Linked DNA regions of Homo sapiens: region 2 is linked to region 1. A link is a contact called in ENCODE Hi-C or POLR2A ChIA-PET data. All regions are on one chromosome and are shown on one strand. The core of a region is the stretch at or near the end of the contact, and the rest is flanking DNA. Distances in the headings are between cores, read along the strand shown.

Region 1 (5,215 bases), core at 1,352-3,851:
GAGGACACTAAAGCTTAGTGGGACAAATAGGGTGGCCATGGAAAGCTTCACTCAAGCTAACATTTGAGCAAGAATTAAAGTTAAGTTTCCACTATGACACATCAGTGAGAGATGAGAGGGAGGTATTGGATATGGGTCTAGAATCCAGAGAATAGAGTCCAGGGAGATAGAACAGAAGTGTAGAAGCTAATGAGGAACCAGAAACCGAAACTGAGGTGTGGCAACTAAACTAGGTGAAAACTCAGGAGTGTAGTGTTCTAGAGGCAAAAACCTGTATTCGTTTTCTATTGGTGCTATAATAAATTATCTCAAACATTGTGGCTGAAAACAACACAGATTTACCCTACAGTTCTGTAGAAATCCTACATGCAACCAAAATCAAGGTGTTAGCAGGCTAAGTTCCTTCTTGGAGGCTGTTGGGCGAATCTGTTTCCTTGCCTTCTCCAGGTTCGAGGCTGCCGTCACTCCTTGGCTCCTGGCCCCTTCCCTCCACCTTCAAATAAATCTCTGATCCTTCTATCCTAGACACATCTCCCTCTGACCTCAGCTAGGAAAGGTTCTCTGCTTTTCGGATCCATGCTATTAGATCAGGCCTACCAAGATAATCCAAGATATTCTTCCCATCTCAAAATTCCGAACTTAATCACACCCACAAAGTCCCTTTGACATGTAGGATAACATTCACAGGTTCCAGGGATTTAGAACCTGGACATTTGAGGGGGGGTTAGGGGAGAAGGGCATTATTTTCCTACATGCAAATGAAGCATTTCAAAGAGGAAGTGGTCAACTGTACCATATGCTGACATGTCAAAGAAGTTATGAAGGTGGGCACAGTGGCTCATGCTCATCATCTCAGCGCTCTGGGAAGCGGAGGCAGGGGGATCATTTGAGACCAGGAGCTCAAGACCAGCCTGGGCAACATAAAAAGACTATGTTTTGGCCAGGCACGGTAGCTCACGCCTGTAATCCCAGCACTTTGGGAGGCCGAAGTGGAGGGATCACTTGAGGTCAGGAGTTCAAGACCAGCCTGGCCAACATGGTGAAACTCCATCTCTACTAAAAATACAAAAATTAGCTGGGCGTGGTGGCACGTGCCTGTAGTCCCAGCTACTTGGGAGGCTGAGGCAGGAGAATTGCTTAAACCCAGGAGGTAGAGATTGCAGTGAGCCGAGATCGCGCCACTGCACTCCAGCCTGGGCCACAGAGCAAGACTCCATGTCCTAAATAAATAAATAAATAAAGGCTATGAAGACTATGTCTCTCCAAAAAAAAAAAAAAAAAAAAATTTTTTTTTTTGAGACAGAGTTTCGCTCGTCACCCAGGCTGGAGTGCAATGGCACGATTCTCCTGCCTCAGCCTCCCGAGTAGCTGGGACTACAGGCATGCATCACCCTGCCTGGCTAATTTTGTATTTTTAGAAGAGACGGGGTTTCGCCATGTTGGCCAGGCTGGTCTCGAACCCCTGGCCTCAGGTGATCCGCCCGCCTCGGCCTCCCGAAGTGCTGGGATTACAGATGTGAGCCACCACACCCAACCAAAAAATTTTAATTAGCTGGGCACAGTGACATGCACGTGTAGTCCTAGCTACTCAGGAGGCTGAGGTAGGATCGTTTGAGCCCGAGTTCAAGGTTACGGTGAGCTATGATCATGCCACTACACTCCAGCCTGGGTGACAAAACAAGACCCTCAAAAAAAAGTTATGAGAATTGACCATCGATCGGGGTGATCCTTTTTTTTTTTTTTTTTTTTTTTTTTTTAGACAGTCTTACTCTGTTGACCAGGTAGGAGCACAGAAGCATAATTTTGGCTCACTGCAACCTCTGCCTCCCAGGTTCAAGCGATTCTCGTGCCTCAGCCACCCAGAGTAGCTGGGATTACAGGCGTGTGCCACCACATCCAGCTAATTTTGTATTTTCAGTAGAGACGGGGTTTCACCATGTTGGGAGGCTGGTCTTGAACTCCTGGCCTCATGTGATCTGTCTGCCTTGGCCTCCCAAAGTGCAGGCATGAGCCACTGCACCCAGCCTCTGGCGATCTTTAACACGGGCTGTTCTGTGGAGTCAAAATCCTCATTGGTGCAAGCTCAAAGGAGAGAAGTAGAGAGCATAGATAGATAATTCTCAACTTGTACTAGAGAAGAGCAAAGAAGCGGGATGACAGCTGAAGGGGCAGATGCGGGGTCAAACAAGGATTTTTTTAAAATATGGAATACTAGCATGTTTATAAGCTCATGGGAATGATCTAGTAGGGGGAAAAGTTAATGAGCAGGACAGAGAAGGAAAATGGCTACACCTCTGGGCCCTTTGAACAGGTTAAGGGATGGAATTTAGCACACAAGTGGAAGAGCTTGCCTTAAATAGGGCAAGGACAGGCCGGGCAGTGGCTCATGCCTGTAATCCCAGCACTTTGGGAGGCCAAGGTAGGCAGATCATGAGGTCAGGAGTTTGAGACCAGCCTGACCAATATGGTGAAACCCCGTCTCTACTAAAAATACAAAATTTAGCTGGGCTTGGTGGCATGTGCCTGTAATCCCTGCTACTCAGGATGCTGAGGCAGGAGAATCGCTTGCTCCCGGGAGGCGGAAGTTGCAGTGAGCTGAGATTGCGCCACTGTACTCCAGCCTGGGTGACAGAGCAAGACTCAGTCTCAAAAAAAAAAAAAAAAAAATTGGGCAAGGACAGTCTGCCTATAGTAACTAAAAGACAGTAGCACAGATGCAGGTGGGTGAGTAGATGTGATGGGAGGAGCTTGTGAAAATTTTATTTCTAAGTTTTAAAAAGTCATAAGCTGAGAGGATGGCAAAGGTGTTAAAAATTTAAGAGAAAGTGTAAATGGGATAGAGAAATGTACTAGGATTGAGAGGTTTTGAGGCTCATGTGAGGTCATAGCTTTAGTTTTCAAGACAGGGTCTCACTATGTTGCCCAGGATGGAGTGCAGTGGCTGTTCACGGGCACAATCATTTCACAATGTAGCCTCAAAACTCCTGGGCTCAAGTGATTCTCTTGCCTCAGCCTCCTGAGTAACTGAGACTTAATAGGCGCGTACCACCTGGCCCGGGGAGGTCATGACCTTAGAGAGACTGAATCAGCATGTTCAGTTGTGTAAGTACTTAAGTGCACAGAAAGTGGAGTACTGAACTTAACCAAAAATGGATTTTAGCCAGGGAAGTACAATGCAACAAGAGATGGGGCAAGGCTGAAAAGCTGATTGTCACAGTGCATCACAGAACCTAAGCTAGGTAATGAAGGACATGAAGAAGTGAAAAGAGGTGAAGAGAAGTGGCAGGATCAATGAATTCTGAGACTCGTCTCGCTGTCACCCAGGATGAAGTGCAGTGGCACAGTATCAGGTCACTGCAACCTCAGCCTCCCATGTTCAAGCAATCCTCTCACTTCAGCCTCCCGAGTAGCTGGGACTGTAGTCCAGATGGTAGTGCGCCACGACACCCAGTTACTTTTTGTATTTTTTGTCAAGTTGGGGTTTGGCCATGTTGCCCAGGCTGTGGATCAATGATCTATAAATAGTACTATAACCACCCACTGTAACTGTTTTATGTCTACATATCTGACACCCCCTCCAGACTGAGGTACTCCAAAGTGAAATGAGTGTCGTATCTTTTCCTAGTATCTGAGCATGTTGTTACCTGGGTGGATGGATGCTTACCCATAGTGAAAGGGAAATTCCACACTCCCAAATCCTGATATATTAATACAGAGCTGTTACTTCCTCATTGTTCTTTAATACGAATTCAAGTACAAAGTTGCAATGCTTCACCAAAACCTATGGTATAAATAAGCTGGGTGCAGTGAGAGACTACTCAGAATGGCCATAGTATATGCGATTATTGACTCTGTGAATAGCCACTGCACTCCAGCCTGGGAAGCACTACACGACTCTGTCTCTAAAAAATAATAATCTATGGTATAAACCAAGCCTTTGACAAGATGCTGAATTCCTACAGGGTTGTATACAAGAACTGAACCAGAAAATGTACTAGATGTATCCCAGCTATGGTTAAGTTGGCTCTTCCTGAACACCTCAGTGACATAAAATCTTTGAATTTCCAAGCCTCTATTTTACCTCCTTGCAGTAAACTAGCAGGACCCAAAACAGTCCTTGAAAATAGCAGGCAAAGAAAGGGGAACAGATGTAAGTGAAATTTTGGTTTTGTTGTTGTTGTTTTGGGACAGGGTGTCTGTCACCAAGGCTGGAGTATAGTGGCATGATCACAGCTCACTACAGCCTCAACCTCTTGGGCTCAAGTGTTCCTCTCACCTCAGCCTCCCAAGTAGCTGAGACTGCAAGCACACACCACCATGCCCAGCTAATTATTAAACATTTTTTTTTTGTAGAGATGGACTCAACACATTACCCAGGCTGGTCTTGAACTCCTGGGGCTCAAGTGATCCGCCTGCCTTGGCCTTCCGAAGTGCTGGGATTATAGGCATGAGCCACTGCACCCAGCTTAAACTCCGCTTTATAAGCACAGACATAAACTCTTGAGGATGGAGGAAAAAAATGCACAAAGAGCGTGTAAAATATGTTTTATTGTTCTTTAAAAGGGTTCAGGGTTTGGTTTTAAATCAGGCTGCACACCTTTCAAATCAATCTGACATCTCTCTATGTCAAACTGGCTTCAGCTAGCAATACTTCATTAAATCGAAAAGAAAAAAATTGCTTTAAGGAAAAAAAATCCAGTTTTAAGAACAATTAACATTAGTCTTTAAAATAAAAGGAGGGCTAATGTTTCATGTTGCTTTATACATCCTTCTCCTCAATACAGAACCAGGAATGTAATTTTCCTAACTCAGGCAGGCACTGATACTGATGGACACTGCGCGTGCACACACACACACACACATACACACACACACACACACACACACACACACACCCCCTCCCCCCAAACAACAAAATTCAGAGTATGTCAAAGGAAAAAGGTTTGTTATTGTATTGATCAAAACCCAGTGGAATCAACACCATCTATCTTAGCTTAGCAGGTATGCTGTTTTGATCTTGAGTCTATATTAATGGAATCTATTGTTGCATTCTGAAATAAAGAATTTTGGATATACCATTATGTTTTAAAGTCCTAGAAACAATTTCGAAAAGCATTATTTTGTTTTGTTTTCTGGGATGGGAGAGGAGAGAATCTACAGATTTGCGTTTAGTTAAAAATCAAAACTCCAGCATAGGAAATAGGCAGTTCACATA
Region 2 (5,215 bases), core at 988-3,487, 80 kb after region 1:
TGAGCCACCACGCCTGGCCACATTTCTTGAAATGTGTGAGATTGGGGCCTAAACATTCACAGAGTCCGTGAGGATGAAGATGATGGGCCAGTCTGGGTGCCCTGGAGTGGCCTGAGCAGAAAGGAAGGAAAATGGATTAGGGGCTGAAGAGGAGATGAAGCTTTTAGTTTGGATATTGATCCTGAGGGGCACATGGGTCATTCTGTTAGAGATATCAAAGAGCCAGCTGAATATGTGGGTATGGCATTTGGGAGCAGGATCTCTGGACAGAGATCTGGGTGTGATCAGCACAAGGATGACCATTGAATGACCATCAGTTAAGGTCATCAAATGGTTACTGAGTGTAGGAGAGACATCCTTGGGTGAGGGGACCAAGTGGGAACAGACTCTTCAACAAAGACATCCAGATGGCCAAATAGCACAAGAAACAAGCATGTAAAAACATTATTACTGGCCGGGCTTGATGGCTCATGCCTGTAATTCCAGCACTTTGGGAAGCCGAGGCGGGCAGATCACTTGAGGCCAGGAGTTCAAGACCAGCCTGGGCAACATAGCCCGACCTCATCTCTACAAAAAACTTAAAAATTAGCCAGATGTGTTGGCATGCACTTGCAGTCCCAGCTACCCAGGGAGCTGAGGCAGGAGGATTGCTTGAGCCTGGGAGGTTGAGGCTACAATGAGCCATGATCATGCCACTGCACCCCAGCCTCGGCAACAGAAAAAGACCCTGTCTCAAAACAAAAAATATTATTACTTATTACTATGTGGGTAGATACATTAAAACAGTGAGATACCACTACGTACCTATCAGAATGGCTGAAATTTGAAATTAAAACGACTGACAATATTAACAACTGGAATTCTCATACACCACTGAAAGGAGTGTAAACTGGTACAACCACTTTGGAAAACTGGCGGTATTTACTAAAACTAAACATACGTATCCCCTCTGACCTAGCAGTTCCACTCAAATATATATAGCCAAGAAAAATAAATGGTTGAGTCTACCAAAAAGACATATGTAAAAGAATGTTTGTAACAGCATTATTCAGAATAACCAAAAGCTAGAAACAACCCAAATGCCTCCATTGTTATATGTTCATTTGATAGAATACTATACCACATACATAAAAAAACAAGTACTAAGTACTAACATGGATGAATTTTATAGCTATAATATTGAGTGAAAGAAGCCAGAACAAAAATAATGTACACCATGCAATTCCATTTAGAAAAATCTCAAAAACAGGTATAGTTAGTTGATGGTAATGGAGGTCAGAAATAATCGTTTCTATTGTGACAGGGGGTATGTCTGAAAGGCGGCCAAGAGAACCTTCTAGGGTCCTGGAAATAATCCGGATTTTGATCTGGTTGATGGTTATACAGGTATATACATGTATAAAACTTCAAGTTGGGTGTGGTGGTATGTGCCTATAGTCCCAGCTACTCAGGAGCCTGAGGAAAGAGGATTGCTTGACCCAAGGAGTTTGAGGCTGCAGTAAGCTATGATTGCACCTGTGAATAGCCACTATACTCCAGCCTGGGCAACATAGCAAGACCCTGTCACTAAAAACAAAAACAAAAACAAAATATTTTTAATTTAAAAAATCAGACAGTAGGCCGGGCATGGTGAGTCAGGCCTATAATCCCAGCACTTTAAGAGGCCAAGGCAAGCAGATCGCCTGAGGTCAGGAGTTTGAGATCAGCCTGGCCAACATGGTGAAAACCCTTCTCTACTAAAAATACAAAAAATAGCTGGGCTTGGTGGCAGGTGCCTGTAATCACAGCTACTTGGGAGGTTGAGGCAGGAGAATTGCTTGAACCTGGGAGGTGGAGGTTGCAGTGAGCTGAGATCACGCCATTGCACTCCAGCCTGGGCGACAAGAACGAGACTTCGTCTCAAAAAAAAAAAAAAAAAAAACAGAAAGTATTCATCTAGTTGCTCATTTAAGGTTTGTGCACATTACCGTATCTATTTTATACCTAAAGGTGGGGGTGAAGGAAAGTTTATCCCCTCTTCCCAAAGCCAAAATTAGTACTGATCCAGGGACTGTGGATGCTTTACAATTTGTGATATGATGTGACAGTTTCATGAGGCCCATCTTGATGAAGTTCCCCAGGACAAGAGCCTCTCTTTTGATTGTTTTCTCTACTGTTCCAAAGCATCTATACTGGGGCTCAGATCACAGCAGGCCCACAATGTCTGTGACTCAGTATCTGCTTGGAACAGCACACCCAGCCCTTCAGTGTTCAACTCGACACTCACTTCCTGAGTGTCTGCTCTATGCCAGGCCTTGTGCTGAGAGCTAGAGGTACAAACACAAGTAAGACAACCATCCCTACACTTGAAAAGTGGCCAAGCAAGAGGTGGGTACCCCAGGATGAAGGACAGGAACTTGCAGCAGCCAACCCATCCATCAACACATGTAAAATAATATTAGTAACAAATAACCACCATTTATGAACTGCCAGGTGCTTTATGGTGTAACAGATTTTTTTTTTCTTAATTGCTATTTTAAACCACAACTGCCTGCAGCTACTTTTGTCTATTAGGGGAGTGGCACAATTTTTCTCTGGGTAGAGGGTTCTTTGTTTGGGAAAATACTTCATAAGTTGCTTTGGCATGAAGAATGAAGCTCTCCAGAGCTAGGGCAAGACAAAGACAGCTGAACTGCTTTGCAAATTAGAGAAAAATGTGGCAGCAGAGGGAGCGGGGGGTCTAAACGCAGAAGGAAGGGAGACATTAGGAGATATAGTTAGAGAGATCTATGTTGCTTTTGTTTTCCCAGGCTCAGTGCTTTAGAGAACCATCCCTTTGCCTTACTAATCTTACTTATTCTTCAGGTTTTACCCTTCAAAAATCACTTCCTTATACCACACAGCCACCAAAAAGAATGAGGTGAAGCTCTCTGTACTAACATGGAAAAAATGCCCTGGGTATATTGTGAAGTGGAGGCAGGGGAAGTCACCAGCTGGATAGGAGCGTAGTAACAACCCCGTTTTTAAAGAGGACGGCCCTGTATATGTACTTACACTTGAATACATTTGGAAAGTCCCCCGGAAAAGTACATAACACTCTGTTAACAGCTGTTACCACCAGGGAAGATGGTGGGGAGTAATTTGGAGCTTCTGATTTCAATTTTTATCCTTTATTTTTAAATATTTTACCATGAGATTTTATCTCTATTTGTTTATTTTTTTATCTGTTTTTGAGACAGGATCTTGCTCTGTTACCCAGGCTGGAGTGCAGTGGCACCAACACAACTCACTGCAGCCTCAACCTCCTGGGCTGTAAGTGATCCTCCTGCCTCAGCCTCCCAAGTAGCTGGAAACACAGGTGTACCACACCAAGCCCAGCTCATTTTTTAAAAACTTTTTTTTGTAGAGACTAGCCACTACACTGCAAAGTGCTGGGATTACAGGCATGAGCCACCTTACCCAGCCCGAGACTCTTAAAAACGGGGTAGGCTTGGTGCAGTGGCTCACGCCTGAAATTCCAGCACTTTGGGAGGCAAGGCAGGAGGATTGCTTGAGGCCAAGACCAGCCTGGGCAACAGGGTGAGACCCCTGTCTCTCTGAAAAATTTAAAAATTAGCCAGGCATGGTGGAGCATGTCTGTAGTCCCAACTACTCTAGAGGATGAGGCAGGAGGATCACTTATAGCCCAGGAGGTCAAAGCTGCGGTGAGCCCTGTTCATGCTACTGCACTTCAGCCTGGACAGCAAAGCAAGACCCTTTCTCTAATAAAATAAAATAAAATAAAATAAAATAAAATAAAATAAAATAAAATAAAATAAAATAAAATAAAATAAAATAAGGCTGGATGTGGTTGGTCACTCACACCTGTAAGCCCAGTACTTTGGGAAGCCAAGAAGAGAGGATTGCTTGAGCCCAGGAGTTCAAGACCAGCCTGGGCAACACAGTGAAACCTCATCTCTATGACAATACATTTAAAAATTAAGGAAAAAAAAAAAGCCAAGAACCTAATTTCTATCGTAGGTCAGGTTCCCGTGGTATCCTGCTGTCCTCCTTTGTGACATTTGGTACCTTTGGAATTGCCTGCCCGTTGACTTCCCCATCCCTCCACCTCCTGCACCCACTCTGTTCCCCTTGGCTCCAAGACTACAGGGACCAGGAACGCCTAGCAAAGTGCTTGGTTTAGCAGTTGACCAAATGAATGAGTTCTCCCACCTTCCAATGACTTTTCTCTTGCCTGGGTTTTGATTCTTCCAGAGAAAGGAGAGAACAGCTCAGCTCCATCTGTGTGTGCCGCCCAGGCCTGGCTCACACAGTTCCTGCACATTCCCCACCCAGGGCAGGGTGAAGATGCCCTCTTTCTTGTCCTGGAGAGAGATGTAAAAGCAGTAGCTCCTGCTGTCTTCACTGCCTCAGCCCTGGGGGACACCAAAATGCCTGAGACCACAACAACCTGTGAGAGGTGTGAGCAGGTGGCAGAGCCAATTACAGGAACAGGACTGGGCATTCTGGCTGACCTTGGCAGAAGCTTCTCTTCCATCTTCCTTTTATTTCTAGCAGCTGGGGGAGGAGGGAATGAAGCCCTAATTGCTTTCACCTTGAGAAAAATCTGCGGCTGACCATGTGCAGAGAGAATCATTCTGTCACACAGCAGGGGGGCTCGAAATTAGATCAGATCAGGAAGGCTGGCGTTTTCCCTGAGGCTCTCGACTAACGACCAAGGGGAAGAGAGGCACTTGGCCTAACGCCCCTCCTCACTCTGCCCTACCAGTCACACAGTGATAGCTGAGCTCTTCTCTTCTGCCCAGAACTCCACAGGGAACTCCCCATGCCTGCCCCCTCCCCACCCAGGCTGCTGTGACTAACGTGTGCCTTCACTAGGTCTTGCCCAGGCCACAACTCAGGCTGCTGGGTGAGAACTAGAGCTATTCTCACAGGCCCCCAACTGCCAGGCAGATGCCTCTGTCGACCCAGCCAGCCTGTCCCTGCCGAGTTCAGACAGGAAGGCGAGGCTGGCCCCTGGAACTACCAGGGAGAGACATCGGCCAGCCACATATGCCTGATTCTGCCCAGACACTTCTAACAATTGAGGCAGTGGGTGAACTCGCATGCTTTCTCCATCCCCGATGAAAAGCAAGTTCAAAAGCCACATACTGTCCTCAAGCCCTGGGGGAAGCCAGGACCCTGACAAAGAGGAGGCATTGTAACTCGATAGAGCAGTCTTGAGTGATACTGATGC

The links. A loop is a pair of places that touch in the nucleus more often than their neighbours do. ChIA-PET counts read pairs that join two places held with the same protein, here RNA polymerase II (POLR2A). Pooled maps may share reads with other maps.
Region 2: POLR2A ChIA-PET joins it to region 1 with 12 read pairs in activated naive CD4-positive, alpha-beta T cell. The contact joins two enhancer-like sites. A Hi-C loop is called at or near these places in 4 of 50 pooled maps. POLR2A ChIA-PET finds 5 or more read pairs at or near these places in 13 of 52 experiments (B cell, CD4-positive, alpha-beta T cell, Caco-2 and 9 more).

The regions. Positions count from the first base shown.
Region 1 is chr1:31,901,893-31,907,107 of GRCh38, forward strand. It overlaps PTP4A2 (protein tyrosine phosphatase 4A2), which reads right to left. Exons shown (of 6, transcript NM_080391.4): 6 at 4,529-5,215. Among named protein-coding and RNA genes, the nearest start is that of PTP4A2, 34 kb to the right of the region's middle. Within about 2 kb of position 2,602, at least 5 of the 41 ENCODE cell types and tissues checked have a DNase peak (open chromatin) inside an H3K27ac peak, as active enhancers do.
Region 2 is chr1:31,982,639-31,987,853 of GRCh38, forward strand. No RefSeq gene overlaps it. Among named protein-coding and RNA genes, the nearest start is that of KHDRBS1, 29 kb to the right of the region's middle. RefSeq lists an enhancer at 2,715-2,784. Within about 2 kb of position 2,238, at least 9 of the 41 ENCODE cell types and tissues checked have a DNase peak (open chromatin) inside an H3K27ac peak, as active enhancers do.